Regions from separate parts of the Homo sapiens genome. Here region 2 is linked to region 1. A link is an interaction called in ENCODE POLR2A ChIA-PET data of the cell type or tissue named here. Cell type or tissue: PC-9. All regions are shown on one strand. Links, peaks and the distances in the headings refer to the core of each region. The heading gives the core; the rest is flanking DNA. Region 1 holds the start of TEAD2 (TEA domain transcription factor 2). Region 2 overlaps NOSIP (nitric oxide synthase interacting protein).

What was found. Peaks named below come from ENCODE experiments on the same cell type or tissue, not always from the same donor. Only the 100,000 strongest peaks of a DNase experiment are listed, where the experiment ranks them.
Region 2: POLR2A ChIA-PET joins it to region 1 with 10 read pairs; 5 of 35 experiments call an interaction of 5 or more read pairs at or near these places.

The regions. Positions count from the first base shown.
Region 1 is chr19:49,355,896-49,372,014 of GRCh38, reverse strand. TEAD2 (TEA domain transcription factor 2) reads left to right here and starts at 9,599. Exons shown (of 13, transcript NM_001256660.2): 1 at 9,599-9,682; 2 at 11,934-12,171; 3 at 12,516-12,580; 4 at 14,701-14,763; 5 at 16,045-16,056. The coding sequence starts at 11,940. It overlaps DKKL1 (dickkopf like acrosomal protein 1), which reads right to left and starts at 8,138. Exons shown (of 5, transcript NM_014419.4): 1 at 8,007-8,138; 2 at 7,261-7,433; 3 at 6,366-6,506; 4 at 6,130-6,222. The coding sequence starts at 8,016. It overlaps LOC101928295 (a long non-coding RNA gene), which reads left to right. Exons shown (of 3, transcript NR_110729.1): 3 at 872-3,310. RefSeq lists enhancers at 9,806-10,514, 10,515-11,224, 11,770-12,270. In PC-9, for the core only: a CTCF peak has its summit at 8,690; a DNase peak (open chromatin) is centred at 8,344; H3K4me3 peaks cover 2,723 bases.
Region 2 is chr19:49,543,936-49,559,198 of GRCh38, reverse strand. NOSIP (nitric oxide synthase interacting protein) reads left to right here. Exons shown (of 9, transcript NM_001270960.2): 4 at 221-302; 5 at 1,950-2,109; 6 at 2,206-2,324; 7 at 2,463-2,650; 8 at 2,774-2,882; 9 at 3,377-3,731. The coding sequence ends at 3,448. Among named protein-coding and RNA genes, the nearest start is that of RCN3, 24 kb to the right of the region's middle. RefSeq lists an enhancer at 2,366-3,147. In PC-9, for the core only: CTCF peaks have their summits at 11,829 and 12,030 (motif pointing right); a DNase peak (open chromatin) is centred at 12,108; H3K4me3 peaks cover 349 bases; H3K27me3 peaks cover 475 bases.

The DNA of each region.
Region 1 (16,119 bases), core at 5,034-13,033:
AGACTAGATAAAGAAAACATGGCACATATACACCATGGAATACTATTCGGCCACAGAAAAGGATGAGTTAATGTCCTTTGCAGGGACATGGATGAAGCTGGAAACCATCATTCTCAGCAAACCAACACAAGAGTAGAAAACAAAATACTGCATGTTATCACTCAAGTGGGAGCTGAACAATGAGAACACATGGACACAGGAAGGGAAACATCACACACCAGGACCTGTCGGTGGGGGGTGGGGGGTCAGGGGAGGGATAGCATCAGGAGAAACACCCAATGCAGGTGACGGGCTGATGGGTACAGCAAACCACCATGGTACATGCACCTATGCAACAAAACTGCATGTCTGCACATGTACCCCAGAACCCAAAGTATAATTTAAAAAAACATAAAAATACTATGTCTTAATATAACTTACTGTACCATGGATTTGTTAAAAACTAAGGTAAGTCATTAAGAAAATGATACAAAGCATAAAAGATCATTTATCAAAATTACAAAAACTCTAAAACCAGTGGACAAAGATCCAAAAAAAACTAGTAAAACAATTGAAAAATTATTTGAGTAATAAAATGTAACTATGATGACGCAATGACAGCTTGCATCTTAAAACAGGTTAAAGAAAGAATATTTTTTAAAAAATTAAGAGAATGTAAAAGTCCAGAGAGAGTAGCAAAATCCCCAAAACTCTCACGGTCCAGATGGTTGCTGGGCCAGGGTGAGGTCTTGTGACCCGGCCCTTCCAGGTGTTCAAAAAATCTGTAGGGACTTCTAGCATAAAAAACAAAGGTCACAACAGGTCAGGTCAGGCTCTTCAGCATCCTCATCCTCCTTGAACTCACTGGGTTACATTTCTTCTGCCTTTTCAGGCTTTGTCTCTATTGTTTTTTCTGCAGGTGCTGGGAGAGTACTTGTTGGCATATGCTGATGGTCATCTGCATGATTGGACTCTTCCATATCTGCTCCAGAAGCTTGAGTGTCTCCACTACAGGAAGAGTCTTTGTCATTACTGGTTTTAGAAAAGCTGTCCTCAGAGCCACCATTTTTCTTGATGCCTTTCACGGTGACAACGGCCAGCACTTGCCCTGAGGACATCTCTTCAGGAAGCTCTGCTACAAGAATGGCGAAGCAATCTTTTTTCTTGGCATCTCATTTTGCCCTGTGAAGAGATAGGGCTGCTTCTGGGGACTTTTCACTGATCACCATCCCCGCCAGGTCATCCTTGAAATCATTTACCTGGACTCCCTAGGGTGCCTTCACATTACATGGGGCCTCCTTTTCCTTGATGTTGTTGGCAAATTCTTTCACTGGATTATCTATGGGAACTTTTTCCTTGGCACATTTGTCGGCATTCAGATCCAGTGGAGCATCCTCATGTGAGCTTTCGTTGGTGAGGTCTTCCACCAGGGTATCCTCCATGGGAACTTTTTCCTTGGCTCATTTGTCAGCCTTTAAATTTAGCAAAACATCCCCATCTGAGCTTTTGTTGGCAAGGTCTTCCACCAGGGTATCCTCCGTGGGAACTTTTCCTTGGTGAATTCATCAGCCTTCAATCCAGTAGAGCGTCCTCATCTGAGCTTTCATTGGCAAGGTCTTTCACCAGGGTATCCTCTGTGGGAACTTTTTCTTTCATGCGTTTGTCAACCTTCAAGTCCAGTGAGGCATCCTTATCTGAGCTTTCGTTTCCAAGGTCTTCCACCAGGGTATCCTCCATGGGAACTTTTTCCTTGGCACGTTCTTTGGCCTTCAAATCCAGTGGGGTGTCCTAATCTGAAATTTCATTGGCGAGGTCTTCCAGAGGATCCTCCATGGCACCTTTTTCCTTGGCACATTCATTGGCCTTCCAAAGCCATGGGGCATTTTCATCTGAGCTTTCACTGGCTTGGTATCCTTCCAGGATATCTTCCATGTGAACACTTGCCTGAGTTGCTGAGTCTGTCAAGTGAACAGCAAGAACCTGTTCAGAGGAAGTGTCGCTGGTCTGCTCCCCTGCCAGGTTGTCCTTGAAATCTTCAGATGGCTACCTGCCAGGGTGCACATGAGGATGACACCTGCGGTGGCACATTCTCTCTCTAAAACTGCGCTGGCAGACCATGGATTCGCCATGGACAGTGGAGTCTCCTGAAACCTGAGTATCCACTGCTGCATCTTGGAGGCAATACTCTAGCCTTCACGAGCACCCTTCTACTCCAGTCAGGCTGAAGTCTCCCTCGCTGTCACCGCCACAACTGTAGGAGGTGAGCCACAGAGCCGTGCCATCTGCAAGCTCCAAACTCCACCTCACCACAGGTGACTCCTCCTTCACTTTCTCCTCCAGCCTTTCTCAGAGTGGCTGGGCGGGCAAAGCCAGAAAAGCCACTCTGGCCACACTGCAGCCTCTGTTGCCACCACCAACTGCAGTGAGGCAAGCCATGGTGCCACAGGCTCCAACCTCCAGCATGTGGCAGGTGATTCCCCTTCCCCTTCTCCTGGTTCTCTAAGCCAGGAACAGAGTAGCTCGGTGGGCAGATACAGAAGAGCCTAAAATCTGTTGTACTATTTTAAGAAAAACTTCTCTTGCCTGTAATCCCAGCACTTTGGGAGGCCGAGGTGGGTGGATCACCCAAAGTCAGGAATTCAAGACCAGCCTGGCCAACATAGCAAAACCTCATCGCTACTAAAAATACAAAAAACAAAAAACAAACAAAAAAAAATTAGCTGGATATTGTAGTGCGTGCCTGTTATCCCTGCTCTTTGGGAGGCTGAGGCAGGAGAATCACTTGAACCTGTGTTAGAATCAAAATGCTTGTTTCTTGGTGTCGCAAGGAAAAATTAGCATTCAGACAAAAAGTTTTCTCAGCAAGGCAATTTTACTTTCTGTAGAAAGGGTGCTGCCCATCAGCAATCCTGCCAGGAGAGCACAATGAACAAAGAAAGGCAGGAATATTTATCCCTTATGCATTGGGTCCTTACTGCTGTGTCCTGTCTCCATTGGTTGGAGCTGGACCTCACAGTCTAAGCTAAACCCAATTGGCTAACAACTTAAAAAACTTTCTTAAATAGGTAAAGGCAATGGAGAACAAAGGAAAAGAGGAAGTTGCTTGCCAAAAGACTTGGAGAAGTAATAACATTTCCAAATAAGGAAAGGGCATAAGCTGTGAGCTGGGACATGCTTGAGCACGTCGAGACCAAATATCTTGGTTAACGTACAAGGACACAGAAGGTACTTATTTCCTTATATCTAACAACTACATAAGATATGGTTTAAAAAAGAGTTACTAACACAAAGCAAAGAGGCTTAAAAAAAGTTAATTAAAAATATTATTTCTAACACTTGTGATTTATTATTTAATAAAAACTTTAAAGAGAAACTTTTTTACTTTCCACAACCTAGAAGGTGGAGGTTGCTGTGAGCCAAGATGGCACCACTACACTCCAGTCTGGGTGACAGAGGGAGACTCCATTTCCAAAATAATAAAGTATGTTTTTTAAAAAAAACTTTTCTGTAGTCTTGAAATTTTATTTATTTATTTATTTATTTATTTTTTGAGACAGAGTCTCACTCTGTTGCCCAGGCTAGAGTGCAGTGGCATGATCTGGGCCCACTTTAGACTCAACCTCCTCGTCTCAAACAATCCTCCCACCTCAGGCTTCTGGGTAGCTGGAACCACAGCACACACCACCACACCTGGCTACTTTTTTGATTTTTTTTTTTTTTTTGGAGACAGAGTCTCACTCTGTCCCCCAGGCTGGAGTGCAGTGACATGATCTTGGCTCACTGCAACCTCTGCCTCCCGGGTTCAAACAATTCTTTTACCTCAGCCTCCAGAGTAGCTGGGACTACAGGTGCAGGCTGCCATGCCCGGCTAATTTTTCGTATTTTAGTAGAGACAGGGTTTCACCGTGTTGCCCAGGCTGGTCTCGAACTCCTGAGCTCAGGCAATCTGCCTGCCTTGGCCTCCCAAATTGCTAGGATTACAGGCGTAAGCCAGCATGCCTGGCCTACTTTTTAAATTTTTTTGTAGAGATGAAGACTCCCTCTATTGCCCAGGGTGATCTCAAACTCGTGGGCTCAAGTCATCCTCCTGCCTCAGCCTCCCAAATTGCTAGGATTATAGGTGTAAGCCACTGTGCCTGTCCTGAAATTTTTAAAATAAAATTTTAAATAAACATTTTTAAAATGAAGATATTGCATGGGTGTACGTGGGTATCATATGGATGTATCAAGCTCTTTGGGTTTCTTAAAACTTTTCAGGATTAAAAATACCCTGATTTTGCAAAGCACTTCATAATTAGAATCACTTGTAGAAGTTTACCAAAGGTGGCCTGGCCAGGCATGGTGGCTCACGCCTATAATCCCAGCACCTTGGGAGGCCAAGGCAGTTGGATCACCTGAGGTCAGGAGTTCAAGAGCAGTCTGGCCAACATGATGAAACCTTGTCTCTCTAAAAATAGAAAAATTAGTCAGGTGTGGTGGCAGTCACCTGTAATCCCAGCTACACAGGAGGCTGAGGCAGGAGAATCACTTGAACCTGGGAGATGGAGGTTGCAGTGAGCTGAGATCGCACCATTGCACTCCAGCCTGGGGGACGAGCGAGACTTCGTCTCCAAAAAAAAAAAAAAAAAAGTTTACCAAAGGTGAAATACACAACGCATTTAGCATTCATACAGCTCTTTGGTATTAAAAATCACATTTTGGGCCAGGCGCAGTAGCTCATGCCTATAATCCCAGCACTTTGGGAGGCCGAGGCAGGTGGATCAGCTGAGGTCAGGAGTTCGAGACCAGCCTGGCCAACATGGCCAACATGGCGAAACCCTGTCTACACTAAAAATTCAAAAATTAGCTGGACGTGGTGGCACGTACTTGTAGTCCCATCTACTTGGGAGGCTAGGGCTGGAGAATCACTTGAACCTCAGTGGCGGAGGTTGCAGTGAGCTGAGATTGTGCCATTGCACTCTAGCCTGGGCAACAGAGCGAAACTCCATCTCAAAAAAAACAAAAAAAGAAGAAGAAAATCACATTTTGGGCCAGGTGTGGTGGCTCATGTCTATAATCCTAGTACTTTGGGAGGCAGAGGCGGGCGGATTGCCTGAGCTCAGGAGTTCGAGACCAGCCTGGGAAACATGGCGAAACCCCGTCTCTACTAAAAATAGAAAAATTAGCTGGGTGTGGTGGTCCGCGCCTGTAGTTCCAGCTATTCCGGAGGCTGAGGTGGGAGGATCATTTGAGTCTGGGAGTTGGAGGTTGCAGTGAGCTGAGATTGTGCCACTGTACTCCAGCCTGGATAACAGAGCAAGACTCCATTCTCAAAAAAAAAAACCAAAAAAACAAACAAAAAAAACCCCAAAAATCAAAACCACAATAACAACAAAAACATTTTGGAGTTTATAATGGAGAGGTTTACCAACCACTTTGGGATAGATTGAAAAATACTCTGAAGTTTGCAGAGCACTTACTTTGAGACAAAAACACAATTTGGGGTTTATGAGGGTGAAGCTTTCCAAGCACTTAGAATTAAAAACCCTTCTTGGTTTATAAAACATTTTGGTGCTCATAGAAACACTTTGATTGACTATTATGTAGTTAAAAAAAAAAAAGAAAACCACTTTGATACAAAACCCTCTAGGGTCTACTAAACCCTTGCAGATGTATTCTGAGGTCAAAAATCTCATTTCTGACAGTTGGATTGCCCCACTTGAGAGATGGCAAAACTGAGGCTCAGAAGGAGGAAGTTCCACACAGAGGAGTAAGAGGGTCAGTTCCTCTTCTTGTCCTCCTAAACTACAGAAAATGTTAGGGCCTCACCAGGCATGGTGGCTCATGCCTGTAATCCCAGCACTTTGGAAGGCCAAGATGGGCAGATCACTTGAGGTCAGGAGTTCAAGACCAGCCTGACCAACATGGAGAAACCCTGTCTCTACTAAAAAAATACAAAAAATTAGCCGGGCGTGGTGGCAGGTGCCTGTAATCCCAGCTACCAAGGAGCTTGAGGCAGGAGAATTGCCTGAACTTCGGAGGCGGAGGTTGCAGTGAGCCAAGATCGTGCCACTGCACTCCAGCCTGGGTGACAGAGTGAGACTCTTCTTTAAAAAAGAAAAAAAGAAAATGTTTGGGCCTGGACACTTTGACGGCGGGGCACGTCCTAACCTTCAAATCACCCTCGAAGCTCCCCTCCGCTGGTTGAATGGATGCCACCACATTCTCGGAGATCAGCACCTCTCCTGTCTTGTTGTCGGTCATCTGTGAGGATCCGATGAGAGAGTGAGAGCAAACCTGCTTTCCTCCTCCGCCCTCCTTCCCTCCCAACAGATACTGCAGCACGAGGGATGGCGGGATGGAGGGATCCCAAGGGGACTTCAGGAAGGGCTTCCCTGCATAGGCACCTTGTCGATCTGGAGGTGGCTGGAGAGGGTGTTGTTCCCCAGCTGGTGCTCCTGGTTCTCCTCTTTGTGGTAGTTCCCAGGGAGGCCCCGGAAGTCCATGGGGGCAGAGAATAAGCTGTCTATGCCCCGAAGCAGGTTACCCTGGGGCCGGAGGAGGGACTGGTGAGCTGCTGGACCTCACATCTCCTCAGTACAGCCCCTTCTGCAGCCCTGCTAGGATGCTCCCGAGGCCTTGCCCCAAGTCCCTCCCATCCCCTTTACTTTCTGCCCTCTGATACTTAGGGCCTAACCTCCGGCCTCCATCCCCCATGAATTCTCTCTCTATTCTCAGTCCCATTGCCTTACTATCCCTGTTCCTCTTCTGTCCCCATCCCCCTCTCCTCCTGTCTCTTTCCCCAGTCTCTTGTCTCTGTCCCATCTCCTCTCTCTTTGCCTGTTACCTTTCCTCTCTTATTTATGCACGTATATATTTATTTGTTTAGAGACAGGGTCTCCTTGTTCTGTCATCCAGGCTGGAGTGCAGTGGTGCTATCATGGCTTACTGCAGCCTCGACCTCCTGGGCTCAAGGGATCCTTCTGCCTCAGCCTCCCAAGCAGCTGGGATTATAGGCGCATGTACCTGCAACTATTTTTTATATTTTTTTGTACAGATGAGGGTCTCACTATGTTACCCAGGCTGGTCTCCAAGTACTGGGCTCCAATGATCCTTCTGCCTCAGCCTCCCAAAGTGCTGTGATTATAGCCTGGGCCCAGTCCCTTCCCTCTTCCTATCTCTTGGTCTCCCTGTTGCCCTCTCATCCTGTCTGTCCCCCTGCCTGGCCCTGAACCATCTCCCACTCTGTGTCCCTGAACCTCTTCTCAGTACTTCTTCCCCCATCCCCCCGCCATCGCTTACTTTCAGGAAAAGTCGGCTGAAGCCTTGGAGTAGGCTCTGGAGGCCTGTGAGACCCAAGGAGCTCTCTTGGGCGTCAGCATCATGGATAGGAGCTGCAGCGGAGGGGATCACCAGGGTAGAGAGGAGCAGCAGCAGGACCAGCAGATGCCGCCTTGCGGGGGCAGGTGGGGAGGCTGTGGCAAGGGTCGGGGTCAGAGCCCCGCACAGTGGCCACGCCCCCACCCAAGACGCCCCTCTCCAGCACCTTGCCCAGGTCGCCTCCCCAGTTCAGGCAACTCCCACACCGCGCTCATTTCCCCCACTGCTTCTTTCTTCTACTCCCACACCCTCCACCTTGCCAGGCCCCGTCTTCTCCCAGGTCTGGCTCTTCTGGGTTCTGTCTCATATGCTTTTTTTTTTTTTTTTTTGAGACCGAGACTCTGTAGTCCAGGCTGGAGTACAGTGGCACAATCACGGCTCACTGCAGCCTCGACCTCCCCGGGCTCAGGTGATTCTCCCACCTCAGCCCCCCGAAGTAGCTGGGACCACAGGCGCGCGCCTCCACGCCCGGCTAATTTTTGTATTTTTTGTAGAGACAGGGTTTCGACATATTGCCCAGGCTGGTCTCGAACTCCTGATCTCAAGCGATCCGCCCACCTGGGCCTCCCAAAGTGTTGGGATTGCAGGCGTAAGCCACAGCACCCGGCCTCATCCAATGGTCTTTTCCTCACTTTCGCCCACGTTCACCACCAGATCTCAATCCTCACCTTCTCCCATACCCCGCCCCTTCTTCTGGGCTCCGCCTTTATGCTAGACCACAGCCCGGGTCACCGGACTCCCGGATTCCGGCCGCCCACGTACTGTTAAAGCCAAACAGTTATGGTCTCGAGCCCAGGTCTGGTCTAGAGCGTTGGTTGCGCTCCGCGAGCCGTAGCCACGCCCCTATTGTCTGACCACGCTCCAAACTTGCCGGCCTCACCCAGGAGCCCGGGCCTCTACTCCATGACCACGCCCTTGGTGACACAGCCACGCCCCATCCTTCGTTCACCACACCCCTTAAGCCAGAGCCGTGAGTTCATTCCCTGGCCACGCCCACACAGTCAGACCACGCCCACGTCAGTTGACCTCAGTCCTGGAGACCAAGTCCTGGAAGTCCTGGCGGTGTTCTCTGATTGCGGCCCTCGTTTCGGAGTCCCGCCCAATCGCAATGGCCACGCCCCTTGGCTGAAAGCCACGCCCCTGCACTGGGCCACGCCCCTGCACTGGACCACGCCCCTGCGTCCCAGATCTTGCCCTCATCACCCCAAGTTCCAGTCCTAGGCTCCTCCTACTGGAGACACCGGAGTACAAGCATCCCTTTTAGCTCTCACTCTAATTGTGTATCTGTTTCGGAACCTTTTCTCCGTGTCCCTTCTGGTTTTCCCGCTCCCGCTCCACTAAAAAGTCCCGTTGTCTCCGGAAACCCTAAATCCAGTCTTATATTTCATCTTCCAAGGAACCCAGAATCAGACTTCCTTTTCCCTGAGGACCTCAGGTCCGGACTCCCGCCCCCTCTAGTCCCGTAATTTTGAACACGCAGCCTTTCACCCTTAAGGGACCGGGCCCTAAGCCATCTTCCCTCAGGCACCAAAGCTCTCTTCCCCGTCCCGGGACAGCCGCCAGCCGTCTCCAGTCCACTAGCGCCTGTAGATGAGGAATCTGCACCTACGTGGGCCTCCAATAAACTCCCGGTGGTCCTGCCCACGACTCTTAACTGTGGTGAGGTCACAAGGAAACCAGGTCGTCATAGGAATCAGTCAAAACCCATCCCCAGACCCCAATCCTCAAAAAAAAAAAAAAACAAAAAAAACAAAAAACAAAAAAACCAAAAACCAAACAGAAAAAAAGAAAAAAAACCTCAGGGCTTAACAGTAAAGACTCTTTGTATTCGTATCACTTCCGCACCCCCAATACACAAACACGAGGGTAGCCGGGATTCCAGGCGCCTAGCCCCGTCCCCTCTCAGACCTAGGAGCCCATATCTCTCTCCAGCCGCTTCCTCTCCCAGACCCAGGAGTCCCAGCCCCCAGACCCAGGAGTCCCAGCCCCCAGCCTCTCCTCCCTCAGATCAGGGGTTTCTGGCTCCTATCAGCCTTTTCCCTCCGACTTGGAGTCCGAACCCCCAATCCCCCTCCTTTCCCAAGCACCCAAATCCTGAGTTCCTACCAGCCCCGAGATAGACTAATCTCTCCCAAAGCAAAAATCCTTCCCCAAACTGTCACCGTCGGATCCCCCTTCCCGCTGTCCGCCGGCCGGGCCCGCCCCCCCCTCCGGTCCCTCCCACTTTTCCCAAACAAAGCTCCCGGCAACTTTCTCCCTCGCAGCGCCCCGCCCGCCCGCGGCTCCCCAGCCCCAGGCCGGGAGGTAGGAAGGCGCCGGCGGGAGTCGGGGATCCTGCTTTGGGGTGTGTGAGTTGGGGTGGGGAGTTGCTTCTTAGGAGGTGAGGCGTGCGTTTGCGGGACCGTCTCTGAATGGTTCGCAGCCCTCTTTTTGCCCGGGGGCCCGAATTTGCTCCCGTGACCGAGCCTCAGTGAGGAGTGGGAACTCTGGCCGGAGTTAGGGTGCCTGCGGCTGGGTCTGAGTTTGGGCGTGCGCGCAGGAGCGGGTGCGGGCCAAGGGCGCTGGCGGGGTGTGGGGCGTGCGTCTGCGGCGGTGTCACTTTGGAGTGAGAAGGACCCCTTGTGTAATCTGGGGGGCATTTGGTCCTTCTTACGGAGAAGGGAGGGCCTCTGGGGTGGCCGAGGGGAGGTTACGGGGCTTTCTGGATCTTAAGTCTTGCCTCTTTGGAGGTTTAGGGTCTGGGGCGGGAAATTAGGGGGACCTTTCTTACCCGGCTCCACCGTCCCTTTGTCTGGCCACATGGGGAAGGGCTGGGCTGGGATTTTGGCCTACGGGGGTCCTGAACGCCGCAGCGCCACTGGGCTTGGCTGGGGTCTTTGTCTGCTATGGTCGGCGGGAGGAGGGGAATAGGGGCCTGGACTCTGGGGTCCTGGGAAAGCTGTGGAGGACATGGAGCCTCCGGGGAGGCGGGATCTGACTGTATTGGAAAAAGTTTTCCCTGTTCCCGGCCTCCGGAAAGTCACTGGGAACTTGAGTTGGATCAGAGCCCACGGCGCACGGGGGAGGGGAGGGGCGGGGCCCGGTGCCGGAGGGGAGTCGCCCTGGCCGGCAAGCCCCTCCCCTGATGGGGGTTGTGGGAAGCTGGGGGAGGGGACGCCTGGGCCCTTTGTTCTGGCTCTTCTGATGGCAGGGCGCCCCTGTCCCCCAGCTTGTGGTTCTGTGGGTCTCTCCTGGTCTCGGCCTCAGCTGCTGCCCTGAGTCTCTGTCCCTGCCCTTTCTAGGTCTCCGTCTCCCTTTCTCTGGGTCTCTGTTGCCCTCTCTCTGAGCCTCTGTCCCCCTCTCTCTGAGTCTGTGTCCCCCTCTCTCTGGGTCTCTGGTCCCCTCTCTCTCTGGGTCTCTGTCCCTCTCTCTCTGGGTCTCTGTCCCCCTCTCTCTGGGTCTCTGTCACCCTCTCTCTCTGGGTCTCTGTCTCCCTCTCTGGGCCTCTGGACCCCTCTCTCTGGTCCCTGTCCCCCCCCCCCGGTCTCTGTCCCCCTCTTTCTGGTCTCTGTCTCCCCCTCTCCCTGGGTCTCTGTCTCCCTCTCTTTTTGGGTCTCTGTCCCTCTCTCTGGGTCTCTGTCCCCCTCTCTGGTCTCTGTCCCCCCCTCCCTCTGGTCTCTGTCCCCCCCTCCCTCTGGTCTCTGTCCCCCTCTCTCTCTGGGTCTCTGTCCCCTCCGTCACTGGTCTCTGTCCCCCCCTTCACTGGGTCTCTGTCCCCTTCTCTCTCTGGTCTCTGTCCCCCTCTGTCTCTGGGTCTCTATCCCCACCTCACTGGTCTCTGTCCCCCTCTCTCTCTGGTCTCTGTCCCCTTCTCTCTCTGGGTCTCTGTCCCCCCCCCTTGCTGGTCTCTGTCCCCATCCCCTCTCTGGGTCTCTGTCCCCCTCCCTCTCTGGGTCTCTGTCCCCCTCTCTCTAGACCTCCCCTCAGTCTTGCTTGGCCCCTCTTCTTTTCTGGCAGCTGCTGCTCACATCTTACCACCTGTTCTTGGGGTGGGACAGGGGAAGTTTCACCCACACCTTCCTTCCCCACCACTAACTTTTGCCTCCTGTCTTCTTTAAAACCCGTAATTCATACCCGAACCTTTAGCCTTCATGGCCCTCGGCATTACTCTAGGGTAATCATTGTGACTTCATCACAATTGAGTTCCTCTGGAAACTCTGAGAACACTCCCATCCTCAGCTTTCCAAGAAATCCAGCTCCTTCTCCTCCCTCAGACTCAGGAGTCCAGACCCCAGCCCCTTCTCCCTCACACCCAGGAGTCCAGGCCTCCAGCCCCCGCTCCCTCAGACCCAGGAGTCCAGGCCCCAGATCCTCCTCCCTCAGTCCTAGGAGTCCGGGCCCCAGCCCCTCCTCCCTCAGACTCAGGAGTTCAGGCCCCAGATCCTCCTCCCTCAGACCCAGGAATACCCCCCAGCTCCTCTTCCCTCAGACCCAGGAGTCCAGGTCCCCAGCCCCTCCTCCCTCAGACCCAGTGGTCCAGAGTCCCAGCCCTCTCAGCTTCAAGTCCCTTGAGGGTGGGGTTTGGGGGAAGCTTGCTGAGTTCTGTGTTCCTCCAGGCCCAGATGGGGGAACCCCGGGCTGGGGCCGCCCTGGACGATGGCAGCGGCTGGACGGGCAGTGAGGAAGGCAGTGAGGAGGGTACCGGCGGCAGTGAGGGGGCTGGGGGTGACGGGGGCCCGGATGCAGAGGGGGTGTGGAGCCCAGACATTGAGCAGAGCTTCCAGGAGGCCCTGGCCATCTATCCACCCTGCGGCCGCCGGAAAATAATTTTGTCTGATGAAGGCAAGATGTATGGTGAGTCTACTTCTGTCTTTTGCCCTGGCCCCCACTGATGAATAATGACAGTAACCAAGGTTTATGGAGCACTCTGAAGTAGGAGCTAGCATCACCATTTGCACAGATGAGGAAACTGAGGCACAGCTAGGTTAAGTGATTTGCTTATGGTCGCACAGAGCCAGTGCGTGATGGAGCTGGGATTTGAACCCAAGCAGTCTGGCTTCCACGTAGCTGAGGGGACCGGCAGCCCACTTGCTGCAGACCTTTGGGGACCCATGCTGCTTTCTTCTTCCCTGGTGTCCATGCTGTGGGGAAGTTCTGTTGAAAGTCTAACTAACTCTGTTCCGTCTTTGAATCTTCAGGTCGGAATGAACTGATCGCCCGCTACATCAAGCTGAGAACGGGGAAGACCCGAACTCGAAAACAGGTCTCGGAATGGACTTGTGGGCTTCTGTCTGGGATGGGCCGGTCTTCTTAGGGTCATCCTCGCATGGGCAGGTTCAGGTTCAAGGAAGAAGCTGCTTCCTGTGCGTTCATCTGTCTTCTCGGCATGTGTGTTAGTCCGTTTGTATTGCTATAAAGAATTACCCGAGGCTGGGTTATTTATGTATTTGTTTATTTTTTGAAATGGAGTCTAGCTCTGTTGCCCAGGCCGGAGTGCAGTGGCGCGATCTTGGCTCACTGCAACCTCTGCCTCCCGGGTTCAAGCAATTCTCCTGTCTCAGCCTCCCGAGTAGCAGGGATTACAGACATGCACTACCATGCCTGGGTAATTTTGTATTTTTAGTAGAGATGGGGTTTCACCATGTTGTCCAGGCTGGTCTCGAACTCCTGACCTCAGGTGATCCACTCACCTCAGCCCCCCAAAGTGCTGGGATTGCTGGGATTACAGGCGTGAGCTACTGTGCCTGGCAAGGCTGGATAATTGATAAAGAGCTTTAGGCTGGGCCAGTGGCTCATGCCTGTTATCCCAGCACTTTAGGTGAGCGGATCAGGAGGTCAGGAGATCGAGACCATCCTGACCAACATGGTGAAACCCCGTCTCTACTAAAAATACAAAAATTAGCTGGGAGTGGCAGTGTGTGCCCATAATCCCAGCTACTCGGGAGGCTGAGGCACGAAAATCGCTTGAACCCGGGAGGCGGAGGTTGCAGTGAGCCAAGATCGTGCTACTGCACTCCAGCCTGGTGACAGAGCCAGACTCCACCTCAAAAAAAAAAAAAAAGAAAGAAAGAAAGAAAAGAGCTTTATTTTGGCTCACAGTTCTGCAGGCTGTCCAGGAAGCATGGAGCTGGCATCTGCTCCTGGTGAGGCCTCAGGAAGCCTCCAATCATGGCGGAGGGGGTAGTGGGAGCAGGCCTGGCACATGGAAAGTGGGAGCAACAGAAGAAAGACAGAGGTCCCAGACTCTTTTTAAACACCCAGATCTTTTTGTTGTTGTTGTTTTTGAGAGAAAAGTCACTGTGTCTCCCAAGCTGGAGTGCAGTGCCGTGATCTCAGCTCACTGCAGCCTCCGCCTTCCGGGTTCAAGCGATTCTGCTGCCTCAGCCTTCCAAGTATCTGGGATTACAAGCATGCGCCTCCACATCTGGCAAATTTTTATTTTTTCATTTTTTAAATATTTTTTTGAGACGGAGTCTCGCTCTGTTGCCCAGGCTGGAGTGCAGTGGCGTGATCTTGGCTCACTGGAAGCCCCGCCTCCCGGGTTCAAGCGATTCTCTTGCTTCAGCCTCCTGAGTAGCTGGGACTACAGGCGCGCACCACCACACCTGGCTAATTTTTTGTATGTTTAGTAGAAGTAGGGTATCGCCATGCTGGGCAGGCTGGTCTCGAACTCCTGACCTCAGGTGATCCACCCGCCTCGGCCTCCCAAAGTGCTGGGATTACAGCTGAGCCACTGAGCCCAGCCCTAATTTTTGTGTTTTTAGTAGAGACAGGGTTTCACCATGTTGGCCAGGCTGGTCTTGAACTCCTGACCTCCAGTGATCTGCCCATCTAGGCCTCCCAAAGTGTTGGGATTACAGGCGTGAGCCACCACACCTGGCCTAAACAACCAGATCTTGTGTGAACTGAGTGAGAAGTCACTCATCATCAAGGAGATGGTGCAAAGCCATTCATGAGGGGTTCACCTCCATGATCCAATACCTCCCACCAGGCCTCACCTCCAACACTGGAGATGGCATTTCAATATGAAATTTGGAAGGGACGAATGTCCGAACTGTATCAGCATGTCTGTTCGTGTGCTCTCACTGTGCCTGTTTGGGGATAGTTTTTCTAGTGGTTGTGTTAGACCCAGAGTAGCCACAGAGAGAGCATGGTGGAGGGGAAGGAGGCCTGGATGGGATGGGTCCCGGGAGGGTCCGTGGTGTTCACGAGCTCCTTTATGGACATCTGTGTTCGGGTGCTCCCGAGATGGCTCTCATCTTCAGTGTGTTTTTCACCTTTCATGGTCCAGCAGCTCAGTGAGGCACCTGGAGGGAGAGAAGGGGTAGTGAACACAGGGGCGGTGGCTGTGGCCTGAATCTGCTTCTCCGTTGATCCTTCCAGGTTTCTAGTCACATCCAGGTTTTGGCCCGAAGGAAATCAAGGGAAATCCAGTCCAAGTTGAAGGTAGGGACCAATGCAGACATCCTGAGAGGGGGACAGAGACTGGGGGTGGGGGACCGAGACCCAGAAAGAGAGGGACAGAGACCCAGGGAGAGGGGGACAGAGACTTAGAGCGGGGAGGACTGAGACCCAGAGAGAAAGGGACAGAGACCCAGGGAGAGGGGGACAGAGACTTGGGGGAGGGGACCAAGACCCAGAGAGAGAGGGACAGAGACCCAGAAAGAGAGGAGGACAGAGACCCAGAGAGAGAGGGACAGAGACCCATAGACAGAGGGGGACAGAGACCCAGAGACAGAGGGAGACAGAGACCCAGAGACAGAGGGGGACAGAGACCTCAGGTGAGGGACCTCTGTGGTCAGGGCGGGGGGTGCAGTCATCCAGGGTGGGGAGTCAGTGGCCCACAAAGGGAGATGCATAGGGATGGTGGTGCGGTTGCTGAGACCCTGGGCAGGGAGCGATGGCATGGAGGAGGCTGAAGGTTTTGCTCAGGACAGCAGGAAGGATGGGCCGTCGGTCCCCTCCCTTGACCACTGTTCCTGTCCCCCTCCCTTCCCTCTGCTCCTGTCCCTCCTTTCCCTCTTCCTGGCGGTCTCATATCTTCCCCCTCTTGTGCTGTGAAGGCCTCCTCTTCATCTCCGCTGGTTTGTTTTCCCATTTCCTGACCTTTGCATGACCTGCCTACTCTTTGTGCCCAGAAATCTTCATTTCCTGGTGGAGATTCCTCATTCATTTCCTTCTCCTCATCCTTTGGATTTCCTGGTTCCTGTTGGCCGGAGACCCTCATTTTCTCCCCCTTCTGGGTGTGTGGGGGTTTTTCTGTCTCTTTTTCTGGACTTGGGGACGGTCGCTTCTGGTTTTTTTTTTTTTTTTTTTTTTGTATCCAGCAGCTTTCCCTTTCTTTCTCTCTAGGTCTGAAACCCTTCCCTTCCGGTCTGTTCTCGACCTTCTGTGTTCCCTGTCTGTTCTGTCTGGATTAGGAAACATTTACCTTGTCTTCCCGCTGGCTCTGAAATTCTCATTTCCTGTCTCCTGGACATCTGGGAACCTTCTGGGTTTCCTTGTTCTAGAAACCCCCATCACTGTCTTTCTGGGCAGGGAGCCCCTTTTCCCCTCCAGGGCTGGCCACCTCCACTTCCTGTTGCGCATCCATCCCTTGGCACTGCTCAGCTCAGGGTGGCGGGGCTGTGCGGGCGGGTAGGGCAGGGAGGTGGGGGAGTCCGGGCCGTACTTCCTAAGTCATGTTTTCTTTCCTCCTTTGGCACCCTCCCCCACCCCCACGGGCAGGCTCTGAACGTGGTAAGTTCCTCTGCCCATCCTCCCACCCACGCTCACTCCAAACTAGTGCCCTGTCCCTGAGGA
Region 2 (15,263 bases), core at 7,264-15,263, 180 kb before region 1:
CTGCCCCATGTGCCTTTTTCCTTTGCTGATTTTAATCTGCATCCTTTCACTGCAGTAAACTATCACCATGAGTATAACAGCTTTGCTGAGTTCTGTGAATTCTAGCAAATAATTGAACTTGGGACTGATCATGATGACTTCTGCCTATAATCCCAGCACTTCGGGAGGCCGAGGCGGGAGGATCACTTTCTTTCTTTCTCATTGCACCCTGTCTTTGCAGCCCAGATGGCTACCTGTATGAGCGTGAGGCCATCCTGGAGTACATTCTGCACCAGAAGAAGGAGATTGCCCGGCAGATGAAGGTGATGGGGATGGGGAGGAGGCGGCACACGGAGGCAGGAGCTTTTGAGTCTGAGCTCACAGGCAGAGCCACTCAGAGCCCTCTGATCTCAGTTCCCTCTGCCTGGTACACCATTCCCCTCCCCTGCTTCCGGCCAAATCCTTCTCACCGATTTCAGCCCAGATGCTGCCTCCTCTGAGCTCCTGCCAGTCCCCAGGATCTGCCCCAGTCACCTCTTCTCTTAGCACTTAGCATAGTTGTAGCTGTACATGTGGCTGTCTGACACATGCCCACTTTCCCTTATGGACTTCGAGTTTTCCCACCCTGTAGCTTAGGTCCTTAGTAAAGATATGCTAAATGGGTCGGGGGTGGTGGCTCACACCTGTAATCCCAGGACTTTGGGAGGCCGAGGCAGGCGGATCACTTGAGGTCAACAGTTAGAGGCCAGCCTGGCCAACATGGTGAAACCCTGTCTGTACTAAAAATAAAAAAATAAAAAAAAAAATTGAGCCGGGCATGGCGGGCGCCTGTAATCCCAGCTACTCAGGAAGCTGAGGCAGGAGAATCGCTTGAACCCATGAGGTAGAGGTCGCAGTGAGCTGAGATGGCACCGCTGCACTTCAGCCTGGGTAACCGAGCGAGATTCTGTTTCAAAAAAAAAAAAAAAAAAAAAGATGTGCTACGTGAATTGACATCACCTCATTTTTTCTGGGCCTCAGTTTCATCGTCTGTAAAACGGGCTGACGGCCAAATCAGAGGACACAGCAGGGCACCTGGGAGGTACACGCAGATGAGCATTCTCAAGGCGTGTTACTGGGAACCCGGCCTGGCCTTCCATGGACAAAGCCATTTGATGGGTAGGAGGGGCCCTGTTTGAGGCACAGTGGGTCTGTCCCCCTCTTCCCCTGCCTGGTTGCTGGCGCTCAGGAAACACTACAGGTCACATGCTTATTGGGCTTTTTGTCCCAAGCAGGTGGCTCCCCCTGTGCCCATGTCCTCCACACAGCCTGGTGGTCATGTCGGAGGCCCTCATGAGCATCCATCACTGTCACTGTTACCTCCTCACTCAGCTGGGTGGCCCAGGGTGGTCTGGAACTGCAGCACCGCCCAGGCAACTGCTGTGCGCCAGGCAGGGCTGAGCTCAGGTCATGGCTTCACTTCTCCCGTCCTCACTCACTGTCCGTCCATAGACATGGGCTCCTCAGCATTCCCTTAGATCTGAAGTCTACATCCCCCGTCCCAAACACGGGCTGGGGCATGCACTGTATAGAAAACTTAATTGGCCAGCAGGTGACATTAATTAAATGCTTAGCTGAGTGCCAGGTGAGGCTCTCCATGCTGTAAACACTCACCTTATGTAACCCTTCAGTGAGCCGCTGAGGTGGGTAACCACTGTTAGGCTGTTTTACAGATGAAGAAACTGAGGCCAGGAGAGGTCATAGTGCTCACTTAGGCCACAGAGTGACAGAGATGGGCTTTGAGCCCTGGCAGTCTGGCTATACAACGCAGTAAGGTTCACACCCACCCAGGGTGGCAGTTACCACCCTCTGCCACATAGTGCCTCCATCAGAGGGTCCCCTTTGTGGGCCTCAGTTTACCTACCTGTGAAATGGGAGGAAGATACCCCCAGCCCCACGGGCAGATGCTCAGCCCACTTTCCCCGACGCAGGCCTACGAGAAGCAGCGGGGCACCCGGCGCGAGGAGCAGAAGGAGCTTCAGCGGGCGGCCTCGCAGGACCATGTGCGGGGCTTCCTGGAGAAGGAGTCGGCTATCGTGAGCCGGCCCCTCAACCCTTTCACAGCCAAGGCCCTCTCGGGCACCAGCCCAGGTGACTCAGGTTGGGCTTCTTGTGGGTTGGGGGGCGGGGCGCCGCGGGCTGGGCGGGCCCAGGGGGCGGCATCTGAGTCCCTTCCTTCCCCCACAGATGATGTCCAACCTGGGCCCAGTGTGGGTCCTCCAAGTAAGGACAAGGACAAAGTGCTGCCCAGCTTCTGGATCCCGTCGCTGACGCCCGAAGCCAAGGCCACCAAGCTGGAGAAGCCGGTGAGCCCCCACAGCGCCCCGGCACGCACGGTGCCAGGGCGCCAGGGTTCCCCACCGTCCTCCTCACGCACAGGGACCACGCGCTCTCCACCTGCGCCAGCCCTGCCTACTGAGCCCGCCTCTCTCTGCCCCTTGCAGTCCCGCACGGTGACCTGCCCCATGTCAGGGAAGCCCCTGCGCATGTCGGACCTGACGCCCGTGCACTTCACACCGCTAGACAGCTCCGTGGACCGCGTGGGGCTCATCACCCGCAGCGAGCGCTACGTGTGTGCCGTGACCCGCGACAGCCTGAGCAACGCCACCCCCTGCGCTGTGCTGCGGCCCTCGTGAGTCACCTGGGAGGGGAGGGAAGGGACCACTCGGGAACCTGCGGGGCGGTCCGGCTTTGGGGCCAGTAGGTCCCCAGGAAGGCCCCTGATCAGAGTCTCCCGCCTTCGGCCTCACCGTAGTGGGGCTGTGGTCACCCTCGAATGCGTGGAGAAGCTGATTCGGAAGGACATGGTGGACCCTGTGACTGGAGACAAACTCACAGACCGCGACATCATCGTGCTGCAGCGGGTAAGAGTCCCACCCCTCCCCTTCCCCCAGCACTCCAAGGCCCCGCCCCTCCCCTTCACCCCCTCCAAGGCTTCGTCCCCTCCCCTTCCCCCAACTCTCCAAGGCCCCGCCTTCTTCTCTGCTCTGTAAGGCCGCCCCCCCCCCCCGCTTTCTCCTGCAAGGCCCCGCCCTTCCCCCCCTCCGCTCTCCTAGGCCCCGCCTCCTCCTTCCTTTTCAAGGCCCCGCCCCTTCCCTGCCTCCAGCCCTCCACGGCTCCACCCCCTCCACACGCTCCCTCCCAAGGCTCCTCCCCTGCCACTCTCTACCCTCTTCTCTGCGCCCTGCGCCCTGTCCATCCGTACCCACTGCGGTCGCCTCGCCCCCTCCCCAACTCCTACTCCTTAGCCAGCAACCCGCTTCACCTTGACCCGCTTAGGAATCCCCACTACCACCTGGAGCCCCACTGGTCACCCCCGGGCCGGCCTCTACCTCGTCCTTCTCTCTACCTCCCCCAGGGCGGTACCGGCTTCGCGGGCTCCGGAGTGAAGCTGCAAGCGGAGAAATCACGGCCGGTGATGCAGGCCTGAGTGTGTGCGGGAGACCAAATAAACCGGCTTGGGTGCGCAACGACGTGGCGCCTTCATTCGCGGCGTGGGCGCCCCGGGGACAGGGCAGGCGAGGATGCAGGGCCGTGCAAACAGTGCTCCTACAGCGCACGCTGGAGTTTGAAAGAGCGGGCTAAGCATATTGAATGTGGTCTCACATTAAGAACAAAATCTGGCCAGGCACGGTGGCTCACGCCTGTAATCCCAGCACTTTCGGAGGCCGAGGCTAGCGTATCACTTGAGGTCAGGAGTTCGAGACCAGCCTGGCCAACATGGTGAAACCTTGTCTCTACTAAAAATACAAAAATTAGCCGGGCATGGTGGTGCGCACTTGTATTCCCAGCTACTCCAGAGGCTGAGGCAGGAGAATCGCTTGAACCCAGGAGGCGGAGGTTGCAGTGAGCCAAGATCGCACCATTGCACTTCAGCCTGGGCAACAGAGCGAGACTCCATCTCAAAGAAGAAAAAAAAAAAAAAACCTGAATAGAACGCAAATGCACAGCATTAAAATTGGTTGAGTGGCCGGAAGTCCAAGTCTAAGCCAAGACCGTGTGAGTGCGCCACTTTAATGAGCTACATAGAAATTTCTCGAGTTCTTTGTTAGGGTTCCCGGATTTTTGCCAGGTTTGAAGAACAGGAAATGCCCAGGAACGTGTCTTCCGGGCTGCAGTGTGATTAGACCCACAAAGGAAGTGCAGTTCTGTGAAAAAGTGCGCAGCACCCGGACTAGGAAAGGCGGTCAGGAGCATCACGCCCCCACCTGTGGCAGCCTGAGGGGGAAAGGAAGAGGAAACCGCGAGTGCAAAGGCCCAGAGGCAGCAACGCACTTTGCAGATTTAAGGAGCAGAGGGCGTACAGGGGAGAGTGAGGGAGCCAGGGCAGAGCGGGGACCAGGAACCAGCCCGGTGGCGTCAGACTTGACTGGGAATGTAGGGGCTGTCCTTAAGGCCTTGTGTTTAATAACCATTGAGTCACAAAAGCAGCTGCTGGGCAGTGTGAAAAACAGCACGGAGACAAGCAAAGATTAAAACAAGACAGGCCGGGTGCGGTGGCTCACGCCTGTAATCCCAGCACTTTGGGAATCTGAGGCGGGTGGATCACTTGAGGTCAGGAGTTCAAGACCAGCCTAGATAGCCGGGTGCGGTGGCTCACGCCTGTAATCCCAGCACTTTGGGAGGCCGAGGCGGGTGGATCACGAGGTCAGGAGTTCAAGACCAGCCTGGCCAACATGGTGAAACCCCCATCTCTACTAAAAATACAAAAATGAGCCGGGTGTGGTGGCCGGCGCCTGTAATCCTAGCTACTCGGGAGGCTGAGGCGGGAGAATTGCTTGAACCCGGGAGGCGGAGGTTGCAGTGAGCTGAGATCGTGCCACTGCACTCCAGCCTGGGCGACAAAGTGAGACTCTGTCTCAAAAAACAACAATAACAACACCAACAACAAAAAACACAGCATTCCTGCCTCGCAGAGCAATGCCACCTAGGTTCTGTCCTTCCTGTTCTTTATGTGAGTACACATGAGGTTTCAACCAAAGTGAATCACAGTGCATGCACCATCCTGTTCAGTGAGTAATACTTTTCCACTCCCCAGGCTGGAGTGCAATGGCATGATCGAGAAGGCACAACTTGAGCAAAGTCACACGTGCTCGAGGGAGTGACGGAAGCCAGGTTCCCCCAGGAGCCAGTTTCCTCTGAGACGCCCCCAGACTTTGTCCTGGACTTCCCCCATCCTTCATGTCCTCCCTCCCCTAGAGACCCACTGGCCTCTCCACCTCCACAAGCTCCCACCCCATCCCTCCATACCCAGAGTTCCATGTCATACCCTTTCCTTCCACATCCCTAATCCTTGTCCTCTTTCTCAAGACCTCTCAACCACCCGAGTCCTTCCAGCTTTCTCAGCCATCTAAGAACCCCAGTCTTGTTCATATGTTGAACAGATCACCGGTGCCCCCAGTAATAACCTGAAGGGTTTCTAATCTTGCACCTGTGTTTTCCCAAAGGAACTCAAACACCACTCTGTTCACAGACTCTTTGTGCAGTGCAGGGTGGGGAGGTCAAAGTCCTGGCTCCAATCTGTTCTGTCATTTTTTTTTTTGTTTTGAGATGGAGCCTTGCTCTATTGCCCAGGCTGGAGTGCACTTGCGTGATCCTGGCTCCTGCCTCAGCCTCCTGGGTAGCTGGGACTACAGGTGCTGCCAGCACAGCCAGCTGGTTTTTGTTTGTTTGTTTTGTATTTTTAGTATTTTAGTAGAGATGTAGTTTCGCCATGTTGGCCAGGCTGGGTTTTTTTTTTTTTTTTTTTTTTTTTTTGAGACGGAGTCTCGCTCTTTTGCCCAGGCTGGAGTGCAGTGGCGCTATCTCGGCTCACTGCAAGCTCTGCCTCCCGGGTTTACGCCATTCTCCTGCCTCAGCCTCCCGAGTAGTTGGGACTACAGGCGACCACCACCATGCCTGGCTAATTCTTTTTTGTATTTTTAGTGGAGACAGGGTTTCACCGTGTTAGCCAGGATGGTCTCGATCTCCCGACCTCGTGATCCGCCCGCCTCGGCCTCCCAAAGTGCTGGGATTACAGGCGTGAGCCACCGCACCCGGCTATCTAGGCTGGTCTTCAACTCCTGACCTCAAGTGATCCACCCGCCTCAGATTCCCAAAGTGCTGGGATTACACATTTGAGTCACCTCACCCTGTTCTGTCATTTAAGGTTCTAAAGTACTTGGAGAGGAAGCAAGAGCAGAACCACAGCTTCAGCCGTAGCAGAAGAAAGAGACGGGAAGTGAGACAAATCTTGTCTTTTTTGAGCAGAGTTTCCTTAGACACTGGTCTAAAGTTTAGAGCAAGACCTGGGCTTGGTGGCGCTGATGGCAGGCGTGCCTGCCGAGGGCTCCAGTTTCAAGAAGCTCACAGGCAGCGCGTCCAGAAAATTACAGTTACTTGTAAAGATTTAAAAACGGGCCAGGCGTGGTGGCTCACACCTATAATCCCAACACTTTGGGAGGCTGAGGCGGGCAGATCATGAGGTCAGGAGATTGAGACCATCCTGGCTAACAGGGTAAAACCCTGTCTTTACTGAAAATATAAAAAATTAGCCGGGCGTCGTGGCATGCGTCCGTAGTCCCAGCTACTCAGGAGGCTGAGGCAGGAGAATTGCTTGAACCTGAGGCAGACGTTGCAGTGAGCCAAGATCGCGCCACTGCACTCCAGCCTGGGCGACAGAGTGAGACTCTGTCCCAAAATAAAAATAAAAATAAAAATAAAAATAAAAAAATAAAAACGGGCCAGGCGCAGTGGCTCACACTTGTAATCCCAGCATTTTGGGAGGCCAAGGTGGGTGGATCACTTGAGGTCAGGTATTTGGGACCAGCCTGGCCAACACGGTGAAACCTCATCTCTACTAAAAAAAAATACAAACTTAATCGGGTGTGGTGGCACAGGCCTGTAATCCCAGCTACTTGGGAGGCTGAAGCAGGAGAATTGCTTGAACCCGGGAGATGGAGGTTGCAGTGAGCCGAGATCGCACCACTGCACTCCAGCCTGGGCAGCATGAGCAAAACTCCATCTCAAAAAAAAAATTAAAAACAGGAAGATGGCTGGGCCTGGTAGCTCACACCTGTAATCCCAGCACTTTGGGAGGCCAAAGCAGGTGGATTGCCTCAGGTCAGGAGTTGGAGACCAGCCTGGTCCACATGGTGAATCCCTGTCTCTACTAAAAATACAAAAATTAGCTGGGTGTGGTGGAGCACCCCTGTAATCCCAGCTACTCAGGAGGCTGAGGCAGGAGAATCGCTTGAACCCAGGAGGTGGAGGCTGCAGTGAGCTGCGATAGCACCACTGCACTCCAGTCTGAGCTACAGAGCGAGACCCCATATCAAAACAATAGAAAATAAAAACAGGAAGATTTATTCTGACACTGCAAAGGCAAAACTATACGAACCAGGAACAAAGCTTTCGTTGCCAGAGTAGGGGAAGGAGTTGACCCCAAAGTGGGGAGTAGCAAGAGAGATTCTGGGGGGGTGTGAAGGAACAGTTCCGGATTTTGACTGTGGTGGTTACATGACTCTGGTTTATCAGAATTCAGAACTGTTCACCAAAAGGAGTGGATTTTACTGTATGAAGTTTTCAAATGCAAAAAAGGAGCTGGGAGATTTCATGTGAAAAACTAGATTTCCATTTCTCTTTTTTTGTTTTTGAGACGGAGTCTCGCCCTGTCGCCCAGGCTGGAGTGCAGTGGCCTGATTTCGGCTCACTGCAACCTCTGCCTCCTGGGTTCAAGCAATTCTCCTGCCTCAGCCTCCCACGGAACTGAGACTACAGGCGCCCACCACCACGCCCGGCTAAATTTTTTTGTATTTTTAGTAGAGACGGGGTTTCACTTATGTTGGCCAGGCTGATCTTGAACTCTTGACCTCGTGATCCGCCCGCCTCGGCCTCCCAAAGTGCTGAGATTACAGGCGTGAGCCACTGTGCCTGGATAATTTTTGTATTTTTTAAGTAGGGAAGGGATCTCACCACATTGGCCAGGCTGGTCTTGAACTCCTGACCTCAAGTGATCCACCTGCCTCGGCCTCCCAAAGTGCTGGGATTACAGGCCCCATTTCTCTTTTTAAAGAGAAATGCATGGCCAGGTGCGGTGGCTCACGCCTGTAATCCCAGCACTTTGGGGGGCTGAGGCGGGAGCGGATCACTAGGTCAAGAGATAGAGACCATCCTGGCCAACATGGTGAAACCCCGTCTCTACTAAAAATACAAAAATTAACTGGACGTGGTGGCACAGCCTGTAGTCCCAGCTACTCGGGAGGCTGAGGCAGGAGAATCGCTTGAACCTGGGAGGTGGAGGTTGCAGTGAGCTGAGATCGTGCCACTGCATTGCAGCCTGGAGACAGAGCGAGACTCCATCTAAAAAAAAAAAATCAGCCCAAGCAAGGTGGTTCACGCCTGTAATCCCAACACTTTGGGAGGCCGAGTCAGGAGGATTGCTTGAACCCAGGAGTTGGCGACCAGCCTGGCCATTGTAGCAAGACCCCATCTCTACAAAAAAGAATACATTAGCTGGGCATGGTGGTGCCCACCTGTAGTCCCAGCTGCATGGGAGACCGAAGCCAGAAGATGGTGTGAGCCCAGGAGGTCCAGCTGTGATCCCACCTCTGTATTCCAGCCTGGGTGACAGAGTGAGACATGTATAAAAGGAAAAATCAGCTTCACAATTCCCCTCCTAGTTATCTACCCAAGAAACTGAAAACAGGTCCACACAAAAATATGTACGTGATCTGGGAGGCCGAGGTGGGCGGATCACGAGGTCATGAGTTCGAGACCAGCCTGGCCAGCATGGTGAAACCCTATCTCTACCAAAAATACAAAAATTAGCCAGGCGTGGTGGCAGACACCTTTAATCCCAGCTACTTGGGAGGCTGAGGCAAAACAAATGCACATGAATGACCCTAACAGCACCATTCACCATAGCCCAGAAGTGGAAACAACCCAAAAGCCCGTCAGCTGATGAGTGGAGACAAAATGTGGTCTAGCCCGTGCCATGGAATATTACTCAGCCCTAAAAAGGAATGACGTTGGGCCGGGCGCAGTGGCTCATGCCTGTAATCCCAGCACTTCGGGAGGCCGAGACGGGCAGATCATGAGGTCAGGAGATCGAGACCATCTTGGCTAACACGGTGAAACCCCATCTCTACTAAAAATACAAAAAATTAGCCGGGTGTGATGGTGGGCACCTGTAGTCCCAGCTACTCGGCAGGCTGAGGCAGGAGAATGGCATGAACCCGGGAAGTGGAGCTTGCAGTGAGCCGAGATCGCGCCACTGCACTCCAGCCTGGGCAACAGAGTGAGACTCCATCTCAAAAAAAAAAAAAAAAAAAAAAGCAATGACGTCCTGACACGGGCTACAGTGTGGATGGATCTGGAAAACATGCTGAAAGAAGCCCAGCACGAAAGGTCACACGTACGATTGCATTTATAATGAGATGCCCAGAATAGGCAAATCCATAGCAAAAGAAAGTAGTTAGTGGCTGTCCGGGGCTGGGAGTGCAGAGAGAGAGGGGATAGTGACTGCTGATGGGGTGTGGGTTTTTTTTTTTTTTTTTTTTTTTTTTGAGACAAAGTCTGGTTCTGTCACCCAGGCTGGAGTGCAGTGGCACGATCTTGGCTCACTGCAACCTCCGCCTCCCGGGTTCAATCGATTCTCTTGTCCCAGCCTCCTGAGTAGCTGGGATTACAGGCATGTGCCACCACGCCCGGCTAATTTTTGTATTTTTAATAGAGATAGAGTTTCGTCATGTTGTCCAGGCTGGTCTTGAACTCCTGGCCTCAAGTGATCTGCCCACCTTGGCCTCCTGAAGTGCTAGGATTACAGGCGTAGCCACCACGCCCGACCAAGGGTTAATTTTATGGCCTGTGAATTTTATCTCAGCTTTTAAAATATCAGAAGATCTGACTTCGTTAGAAGCTCCACCTGGCTCTTTGCTCCCAGCGTGTTGTCAACAGCATGGGGATTTGATCTGCTGATCTGCAAGTGGGGAGGTCACCAACGGAAGAACTAAAAGCAAAAACAGTTCAAAAGTTTATTCTAATAAGCGTTGGTCAGGATGTGGAGAAACTGGAACTTGTCTACAACGCTGGTGGGCACGTAAACTGGGGAAATGAATTGGCAATATCGATTAACGCTAAAAATGCGCCTAGCCGGTGCTCCACTACCTCACTCCTGTGTGTGTACCCCAAAGACATGCGACGATGCTCAGCAAAACACGAGCTAGAATGGCTGGGCGCAGTGGCTCCTGCCCATGATTTCAGCACTTTGTGGGACTGGGGTAGGAAGATTGCTTGAGCTTAGGAGTTTGAGACCAGCCTGGACAACATGGTGAAACTCCATCTCTATTAAAAATACAAAAATTAGCTGGGCGTGGTGTTACACGCCTGTAATCCCAGCTACTAGGGAGGCTGAAGCACGAGAATCGCTTGCAGCTGGCTGAGATCAGTGAGCTGAGATCAGTGGAGTGCAATGGCACAATGTTGGCTCTCTGCAACTGGAGTGCCACAGTACTCTGGCCTAGGTGGCAGAGCAAGATTATGTCTTAAAAAACGCAGGCCAGGGCCAGGCGTGGTGGCTCATACTTGTAATCCCAGCACTTTGGGAGGCTGAGGTGGGTGGATCACCTGAGGTCAGGAGTTCGAGACCAGCCTGGCGAACATGGTGAAACCCTGTCTCTACTAAAAACGCAAAAAGTAGCCAGCCACGGTGGCCGGCACCAGTAATCTCAACTACTAGGAAGACTGAGGCAGGAGAATCTCTTGAACCCAGGAGGCGGAAGTTGCAGTGAGCTGAGATTGAGCCGCTGCTCTCCAGCCTGGGCGACACAGCAAGACTCCATCTCAAAAAACAAAACAAAACAAAACAAAAAACACACACACAAAACAAACAAACCAAAAAACGCGGCCGGAAGCGGTGGGTGACACCTGTAATCCCAGCACTTTGGGGGGCTGAGGAGGGCAGATCTCGAGGTCAGGAGTTCAAGACCAGCCTGACCAACATGGTGAAACCCCCTCTCTGCTAAAAATACAAAAATTAGCAAGACATGGTGGTTCACGCCTGTAATCTCAGCACTTGGGAGGCCGAGGCAGCCGGATCACCTGAGATCAGGAGTTCGAGACCAGCCTGGCCAACATGGCGAAACTCCGTCTCTATTAAGAATACAAAAAATGGCTGGGCGCGGTGGCTCACCCCTCTAATCCCAGCACTTTGGGAGGCCGAGGTGGGGCGGATCACGAGGTCAGGAGATCGAGACCATCCTGGCTAACACAGTGAAACTCGTCTCTACTAAAAAACAAAAAAATTAGCCGGGCAGTGGTGGCGGGCGCTTGTAGTCCCAGCTACTTGGGAGGTTGAGGCAGGAGAATGGCGTGAACCCGGGAGGCGGAGCTTGCAGTGAGCCGATATCGCGCCACTGCACTCCAGCCTGGGCGACAGAGCGAGACTCCGTCTCAAAAAAAACAAAAAAACAAAAAAACACACAAAAAATTAGCTGGCATGGTGGCCCGTGCCCGTTATCCCAGTTACTCGGGAGGCTGAGGCAGGAGTATCGCTTGAACCTGGGAGGCGGAGGTTGCAGTGAGACAAGATTGCACCACTGCACTCCAGCCTGGGAGACAAATCGAGATTCGTCTTCCAAAAAAAAATAAAGACTATTTGTACATATTTGCTTAAATCTGTGTAGATTCTCCATGGTAGGAAACACTGGCTGTCTGTGAAGAGTTGAACTTAGTGGAAGGCGTTGTTTTTAGCTTGTAGCATCCTGTATATTTCGGGTTTTGTATCCTGTGAGAGTATGGCCATTATTTTAAAATAAAATATGCAAGAATATTTTAAAACTAAAAAAATTCTGGAGAGAAGCAGTAAGTGTGACAAGATGCTAGGCAGTTTTTCACCATAAACTGTTCTGTGCAAGTAATTTGTTGCTATGTGTGGGTATTGTTTTCGATAAACAATGTTTCCAAACATGCAGCCCTCAGAGATTTACCAATATGCCCTTCCTCCCACATAAACCAGTTCTCCACATCCAGCCACTAGAGGGCAGTATGTTATCATACGAAAACGCTTGGAGTCAGACGCGCTTGGATTCAAATTCCAGCCCTCCCACACAGACAACAGCTATAAACCCTGGAAAAAACGTGGAAAACAATTACCCAAAGGCAAGGCACTGGAAGGTAAACAAAAGCAGACAGAGCAACTGGAGGGAACTTGACACTCAGAAAAAAGAAAGGCGAGTTTCTTATTTGTACAGCTTTTACTTGGGGGTGAGTTCTAGTTCATACCATGACTGGCAGCTAAAACACCAGAGGGAAATCCAGTCTTCCTAGCTTGAAGAACTACAGCAAAAGGAAGGTGAGGAGATAAATCCTGGAAAAGAAAAGCTGGAGAGAGGGTACCTGGAATGGTTTCTATAAACTCTACTCAAGTATCTTTTTTTTTTTTTTTTTTTTTTTTTTTTTTGAGACGGAGTCTCCCTCTGTCGCCCAGGTTGGAGGGCAGTGGTGCAAACTCCGCCTACCGGGTTCACGCCATTCTCCTGCCTCAGCCTCCCGAGTAGCTGGGACTACAGGCCCCCAACACCACGCCCAGGCTAATTTTTTAAATATTTTTAGTAGAGACGGGGTTTCACCGTGTTAGCCAGGATGCTCTCGATCTCCTGACCTCATGATCCGCCTGCCTCGGCCTCCCAAAGTGTTGGGATTACAGGCGTGAGTCACCGCACACGGCCCAACTCTACTCAAATATCTAGCTGACCCTGAACCACACCTGGCTGCATGGGTACACTCCAAAAAGCCCAGGTAAACCTAAAAAAAAAAACCGAACTGGCCAGGCACGGTGGCTCATGCCTGTGATCCCAGAAATTTGGGAGGTCGGGGAGGGCGGATCACCTGAGGTCGGGAGTTCGAGACCAGCCTGGCCAACATGGTGAAACCCCGTCTCTAATAAAAATACAAAAATTAGCCGGGCGTGGTGGTCCATGCCAGTAATCCCAGCTACTCGGGAGGCTGAGACAGGAGAATCACTTCAGCCCGGGAGGTGGAGGTTGCAGTGAGTCAAGATCATGCCATTGCACTCCAGCCAGGATGACAAGAGCAAGACTCCATCTCAAAAAAAAAAAAAAAAAAAAAAAAAAAAAATAGCTATCGGCCAGGCACAATGGCTCAAGCCTGTAATCCCAGCACTTTGGGAGGCTGAGGCAGGTGGATCACCTGAGGTCAGGAGTTCGATACCAGCCTGACCAACATGGAGAAACCCTGTCTCTACTAAAAATACAAAATTAGCCAGGCGTGGTGGTGCATGCCTGTAATCCCAGCTACTCAGGAGGCTGAGGCAGGAGAATCGCTTGAACCTGGGAGGTGGAGGTTGCAGTGAGCCGAGATTGTGCCATTGCACTCCAGCCTGGGCAACAAGAGCAAAACTCTGTCTCAAAAAAAAAAAAAAAAAAAAAGTAAATTTTGAATTGAATTCTATCATGCATAAAAGGGCATACATCACATGTGGAGAACTGAATGAATTTTCATAATCTGACCACCCCTGGGAAGCAGTACCTAGATCAAGAATAGGCTATTTTCCAGCCTCCCTCTCCCGATAAGAAGCCCATGAGGTCCATTCTGGTCCCTCCCCCGCAAGGGTGAACAACATCCTGAGTTCTAACCCCCAGATTAGTTTTGCCTGTTCTTGAATTTCCTTTTTAAAAATTAATTAGTAAATTAATTTTTTTAGTAAGTTAATTTTTTTTTTTGAGACAGAGTCTCGCTCTGTCTCCCAGGCTGGAGTGCAGTGGCGCGATCTCGGCTCACTACAAGCTCCGCCTCCCGGGTTCAGGCCATTCTCCTGCCTCAGCCTCCCGAGTAGCTGGGACTACAGGCGCCCGCCACCATGCCTGGCTAATTTTTTGTATTTTTTAGTAGAGGCGGGGTTTCACCGTGTTAGCCAGGATGGTCTCGATCTACTGACCTCGTGATCTGCCTGCCTCGGCCTCTGAAAGAGCTGGGATTACAGGCGTGAACCACCGTGCCCGGCCATAAACTAATTTTTAAATAGAGATATGGTCTCTATAAATGGCGTGAGCCCGGGAGGTGGAGCTTGCAGTGAGGTGAGAGTGCGCCACTGCACTCCAGCCTGGGCGACAGAGCGAGACTCCGTCTCAAAAAAAAAGAAAGAAAAAAAAAAAGAGATGCCATCTTTATAAAAGATCATCCCAGACTGGTCTTGAACTCCTGGCCTCAAGCAATCCTTGATTAATCCTTGGGATTACAGGCGTGAACCACTGCGCCCAACCCGACTCTTAAATAACTCAAAGCAGTTTATAATCCCTCCTCTGCTCATGACACTCCAGCGACTCTCATGTCACTCAGAATAAATTCTGTGTCTCTCTGGGTCTCTATCCCCATTCTCTTTGGATCTCTGTCCCCCACTCTCTGGGTCTCTGTTTCCCTCTCTCTGAGTTTCTGTCTCCCTCTCTCTGGGTCTCTGTTCCCCTCTCTCTCTCTGGGTCTCTGTTCCCCTCTCTCTCTGGGTCTCTGTTCCCCTCTCTCTCTGGGTCTCTGTCCCTCTCTCTCTGGGTCTCTGTTCCCCTCTCTCTCTGGGTCTCTGTCCCTCTCTCTCTGACTCCCCACCCCTTCTCTCTGGGTCTCTGTCCATCCCTGTCTTGTGCCACCAAACAGGGACCACCATGACCTGCCTGCAGGGGCCTGCACAGTCTGGCCACTTGCCCCATCTGCTCTCAGCTCTGACCCTCTTCCACTGGCTCATTCCCTTCCAGCCACTCTAGCCTCCTTGCTGATGCTGCCACACCAGGCCCACTCCTGCCTCAGGGCCATTTTACTTGCTCTTCTCTCTCCCTGGAATGCTCTCCCTCCAGATCTCTCCGTGGCTCCCTCCTTCACTCCATTTACCATTGAGACCTTTCCCAGCCTCTCAGTCATCAGAACATTGCCACACTGCTACACGCTTCCCCTGCTTCACAGCATCTGTTGCGCCGTGCCATATTTTAGGTCGCTGTGTCTCTTCCTTACAGAACTGGAGCTCTGAGAGGGCAGGGCTTCCTGTCTGGTTTGTGCGCTGCAGAGTCCAGGCTTTTTTTCCCTTTTTTTTTTGAGACAGAGTCTCCCTCTGTCACCCAGGCTGGAGTGCAGTGGCGCCATTTCGGCTCACGACAACCTCCACCTCCCGGGTTCAAGCGATTCTGCTTCAGCCTCCAGAGTAGCTGGGATTATAGGTGCCCATCACCAGGCCTGGTTAATTTTTGTATTTCTAGTAGAGA